Regions from separate parts of the Homo sapiens genome. Here region 2 is linked to region 1. Evidence: read pairs that join two places in POLR2A ChIA-PET (ENCODE). Cell type or tissue: CD4-positive, alpha-beta T cell. All regions are shown on one strand.

Region 1 (2,500 bases):
GGGCCACAGAAACATTTCTTTTCCCTGTGATGGCAGTTTGTTGGCGAACATCAAAGAACCCGAGGGTGGGGGGGATGGACGGGCTCCCAGGCAAATGGCCGTCCTTGTGGCCGCGACACCCAGTTGTCGTCTTGTTGCCTTGCAGACTACTCGAAATGGCGTCCGCCTCTGCTTGTCCGGTTTCCAGGCCCTGGATGTCCCTCCGCCTGCAGGGCCCTTCTGGATCCTCGGTGACGTCTTCTTGGGGACGTATGTGGCCGTCTTCGACCGCGGGGACATGAAGAGCAGCGCCCGGGTGGGCCTGGCGCGCGCTCGCACTCGCGGAGCGGACCTCGGATGGGGAGAGACTGCGCAGGCGCAGTTCCCCGGGTGACGCCCAAGTGAAGCGCATGCGCAGCGGGTGGTCGCGGAGGTCCTGCTACCCAGTAAAAATCCACTATTTCCATTGAGCGAACCTGCCTGGGTTGCTTCTTTTCAGAGCGTACTTTTTAACGAGAAAGCTTTGTGACCGGGCGCGGTGTCTCACGCCCGTAATCCCAGAACTTTGGGAGGTCGAGGCGGGTGGATCACCTGAGGTCAGGAGTTCGAGACCAACCTGGCCAACATGGTGAAACCCCGTCTCTACTAAAAATACAAAAAAAATTATCCGGGAGTGGTGGCGCATGCCTGTAATCCCAGCTACTCGGGAGGCTGAGGCAGGCGAATGGCTTGAACTTGGGAGGCCGAGGTTGCAGTGAGCCAAGACCGCACCATTGCACTCCAGCCTGGGCAACAACGAAACTCCATCTCAAAAATAATAATAGAAAACTTTGTGCCTGTACCCATGGAGTTGAGGAAGAGGGAGGCGAAGGGTATCACCCCTTTTCTCCAGGACGCACCCTGGTGAGGGGTTTTGTAATACGAGTCCCATGAAGCCCCTCGCCTACGCTACCTTCCGTCAAAAGCTCCCGGCGCCGTGGAGCATCACGGTCGTTGTAATCCACGCCGTGGTCACGCCCTGACGGGGGCGGGCGCAGCCACAACATGGGTGGGAGGCGACAGGTTGCGACGGCAGCGACAGGTGGCAGTGGGGGTTGGCCGTAATTGGTAAGGGTTTACCAGTTCCTGTTCAAGGGGGCAAGGATACCATTCCCCCGGATCTCATCTCCTGTTTCTCCTCTCTCCCTCCGGATTCCTAGACCCCTGGGGAGCTCGAGGCCCCCGGGTTCGGGGAGCGGTGCTGCCCCACCCGCGGAGGTGACGTCACTCTCCCCTCCTCAGCCTCTTGCTACCCAGAACTAAATGATTCGACAAAACGACCGGTCGAAAAATCTGGCAATCCTTTAATCGCATCCCGAGGCTTCTGGAAGAATTGTGTTGAGCGATTCTGGGGACCCCGAAAAGAGTCAGGCCTGAGCCCCATCTCGAGAGTGTGCTGCTCTGATGGTGGAGGCCGACCTGATCACAAACCGCTAAACTACTAAACACGGGGAGATTCAGGTCCCAGTAAGCTCGGGCAGGAGAGTCAGGGAGGAAGCCTCTGTTCTGCTCCTTTTCCCGTGGGATGCAGAGAGCGAGCAAGTCGGCATTCCAGGCCGGTGGGAACCGCTAGGGCGGAAGCAGGGAAGCTAGAAAGAGCCTGGTGTTCCAGGGGTCCAGCTCTAGAAACGGGTGGCGGCTGGGAAAACAGGCCCACACCTCCACCTTGTGGCCAATTGGGAATTTGCAGGCACGGCCTCTCAGAAACTACTTAAGGGCGCTTTGGGTGAAGTTGGATGGGGTGCTGCAGACGGAAAGCATGAGGGGCGAGTTGAAAGGGCCCAGATCGAGTGCTCTGACTGAGAAAACAAAGCGGGGGTGGTGGTGGTGGTGGTGAGAGTTATCATAGAGACACTGTCCACTGTTTCAGAAAAATTCCCCAGAGCAAGGAGTGCACAAAGTGGATCTTTACTATTATTATTATTATTATTTTATTATTGTTATTATTATTGAGACAGGGACTCACTCTGTCGCCCAAGCTGGAGTGCAGTGGCGCGGTAATGGCTCACTGTAGCCTCGAACTCCCCGGAGAAAGCGATCCTCCTGCCTCAGCCTCACGTGTAGCCGGGACCACAGGCGTGGGCCACCATGCTTGACTAATTTTTAAATATTTTGTGGAGATTTTTTTTTTTTGAGAGGGAGTTTTGCTCTTGTTGCCCAGGCTGGAGTGCAGTGGCACCATCTTGGCTCACTGCAACCTCTGCCTCCTGGGTTCCAGCGATTCTCCTGCCTCAACCTCCCGAGTAGCTGGGATTACAGGCATGTGCCACCACGCCCGGCTAATTTTTGTATTTTTAGTAGGGACGGGGTTTCTCTATGTTGGTCAGGCCAGTCTTGAACTCCAGACCTCAGGTGGTCCGCCCGCCTTGGCCTCCCAAAGTGCTGGGATTACAGGTGTGAGCCACCACGCCCGGTGGAGACGGGGTTTTGCCATGTTGCCTTGGTCATTATTTATTATTCACTATGTGCCAGGCTCTGTCCT
Region 2 (2,500 bases), 210 kb before region 1:
TGGGGTAAGGCATAAGGCCAAGCAGCTTAGCACCCATGGTGGTGCGAGCCACCTTCCCATAGCTTCCTATCATGGGTGGCAGTCTTGTTATATCACAGCCCAGGTGAAAGGTGCCTGGGAGTTGTCCAGTGCAACTGTGTGGAACTAAATAACAGGAACATCTGAGTGGCTGTGATTCCTTTAGCCATTGTCCCCCATGAGTCCCACTTTGAGAGATTTTTCTGAGCAAACCAAACTACATTAAGTGAAAAGTTCATTCATTTTCCCATATTTTATTTATCAAAGGTATACCAAACTGCCGATCATAGCTTCTGATTGGGGTGAGACAGGCAGTGAACACACTGAGTGGATAATTTTTTTTACAGCCTGAAGCAAAGAAATTTGAAATTTAACCTCTGAAATCCCATCCCGAAGGAAATGTACAACTTCCATTTTTTTTTTGTCTGTTTTTGTTTTTTGGTTTTATTTTTTGAAATGGTGAAAATACCTTTGAGCACTCATTACTGTGGAGGGTCACTGTCCCTGTCTCTTACCTAATACCATTTCTGGGACATCAGAGTCCCCAATCCATGTTGACAACATGAATCAAAACTGAGGATCAGTGTTCCAGTTGCTCAGGACAGTCACCTGAGTGGGAGATTAGAGTTAAGCCTTAGGGCAAGGTTTAGGGGACAGTGGGAAGCGTTAAGATTTGGTTTTGTGTTTGAGCCAAACCTGGGGCCGCATCCTCATCTTTTTCCACTCTGCTTCTCTTCTTCCTCCACGCCACACCTATCTGGCTCCCATCTCTCAAACGGGCCCGGCTTGCTGCCATCTGGGGGCCTCTGCCCCAGGTGCTTGCCCCTGTGCACGCAATGAGCTATCTCCTTATTTTGGCCTCGCCACAAAAGACACCTCCTCCAGGAGGCCTCCCCTGATCACCTCAAGTCTGTCCTCCTGACCGCCCACCAACTTCTCTCCTCCCTAATTGTCCTCTTATTTTCTTCATTGCTCACACTGCTCTTGGAAATAGGACCTTGAGGGGTCAGTTCCACGGGGACAGGGGCTGTCTCCTTACTGTTCTCCGGCCGGGCTCTCAAAGCCCTGAACAGTGCCCGGTGCTGAAGACCCTTGATGAGCTCTGGAGGTTGACGGCAAATCATTTCTCCTTCAGTAAAACAGGGGCAGTCATACCCTCCAGGCAGGGCTGAGACTTAGGCTGCATGGACCAAGAGGGTTCGCTGGTTGTTCAAATATTGGAATACTTCCCTGCTTCTCTAACGGCCCCACCTGACACGGCTTGGCCTCTCACCTGAGACCCTCTTGGTTTGTTTTTTGAGACTGAGTTTCGCTCTGTCACCCAGGCTGGAGTGCAATAACGTGATCTCGGCTCACTGCAACCTCTGGAGGCCTCCCGAGTTCAAGTGATTCTCGTGCCTCAGCCTCCCGAGTAGCTGGGATTACAGGCGCGCACCACCATGCCTGGCTAATTTTTGTATTTTTAGTAGAGATGGGGTTTCACCATGTTGGCCAGGCTGGTCTCGAACTCCCGACCTCAAGTGATCCTCCCGCCTCGGCCTCACAAAGTGCTGGGATTACAGGTGCGAGCCACCATGCCCGGCCGAGACCCTCTTGTAATGAAAGGGTTAACTCAGGGCTCATCAGGGGCCTGCTCTCACCTGTGCCCACCAGGTACCACCATCCCTAGGAGTTGGTACCGCATGGTTGCAGGATTGATGCCACGCTTGTGAGGTGCTGGGCACAGCATCTGGCCTGTGGGAGACCAGGAGGAACCGCGGGCTGCCACCATGTGATTCTGTTTTGCTGGTATCACCATCGGTCCTGGCCTACTCTGTGCTGGACCCTGGTGCACACACACATTCACTGGTCCAGTCTCACGAACTAGACTTGAGCGGCGCCAGGGGCGGGTGAAACCCGAAGCACCACAGCCACCTGCCACTCCCTGGCCCTCGCCCAGCCCCTTCTCAGTTTCCCCTCTCGGCAGCTCTCAGGGCTCAGCACCCACCAGCGCCCACCCAAAACCGCCTCTTCCGAACCCATCTGTGACCTGGCTTCTCTCGGGAACCCTGGCTCATTATAGATGTGTCTGGCCCACTTTCCTTCCAGCTTCCAACCCTGACTCTCCCCAGGCTCTGCCTGCAGGGGTACAGCCACACTTTCCCTCCCTGGGGCTCTCCGAGGAGAAGGGGAAGAGGGAGAGTCTGTCCCGGGTCCCCTGGCACTGAAAGAAGGAACCTTCATCTTTCTTCTCTCTCTCCTGAGTCCTCAGTTATTAGTCAGCGTTTTGGGGGATAACAAGGCAGGGGTGAAACTTCTGTGCTAATTTTAACATCTGGAAGGATCTTCAGTGTCCTGGACAGGGGCCACCCCTCCTTCTGGGTTTCTCCGCCCCTGATTCCCGATGTCCCCCTTCCTTGGGGCCCAAGCTTTTGGGGTAGTGGACCGGGGAGGTAGAGGGGAGGGTCACGGTGACCTCCCAGAGGCCTCTGCATCTGCCCTC

What was found. Peaks named below come from ENCODE experiments on the same cell type or tissue, not always from the same donor. Only the 100,000 strongest peaks of a DNase experiment are listed, where the experiment ranks them.
Region 2: POLR2A ChIA-PET joins it to region 1 with 11 read pairs; 2 of 35 experiments call an interaction of 5 or more read pairs at or near these places.

What each region holds. Positions count from the first base shown.
Region 1 is chr19:50,356,426-50,358,925 of GRCh38, reverse strand. It overlaps NAPSA (napsin A aspartic peptidase), which reads left to right. Exons shown (of 9, transcript NM_004851.3): 9 at 146-449. The coding sequence ends at 373. All of the region lies in intron 3 of LOC105372437 (a long non-coding RNA gene), which reads right to left. Among named protein-coding and RNA genes, the nearest start is that of NAPSA, 8.0 kb to the left of the region's middle. In CD4-positive, alpha-beta T cell, CTCF peaks have their summits at 1,460 and 1,661 (motif pointing left); DNase peaks (open chromatin) are centred at 355, 1,005 and 1,675; H3K4me3 peaks cover 1,793 bases; H3K27ac peaks cover 1,733 bases.
Region 2 is chr19:50,569,596-50,572,095 of GRCh38, reverse strand. No RefSeq gene overlaps it. Among named protein-coding and RNA genes, the nearest start is that of LRRC4B, 2.4 kb to the right of the region's middle. In CD4-positive, alpha-beta T cell, no CTCF peak of the experiment used is centred here; no DNase peak of the experiment used is centred here.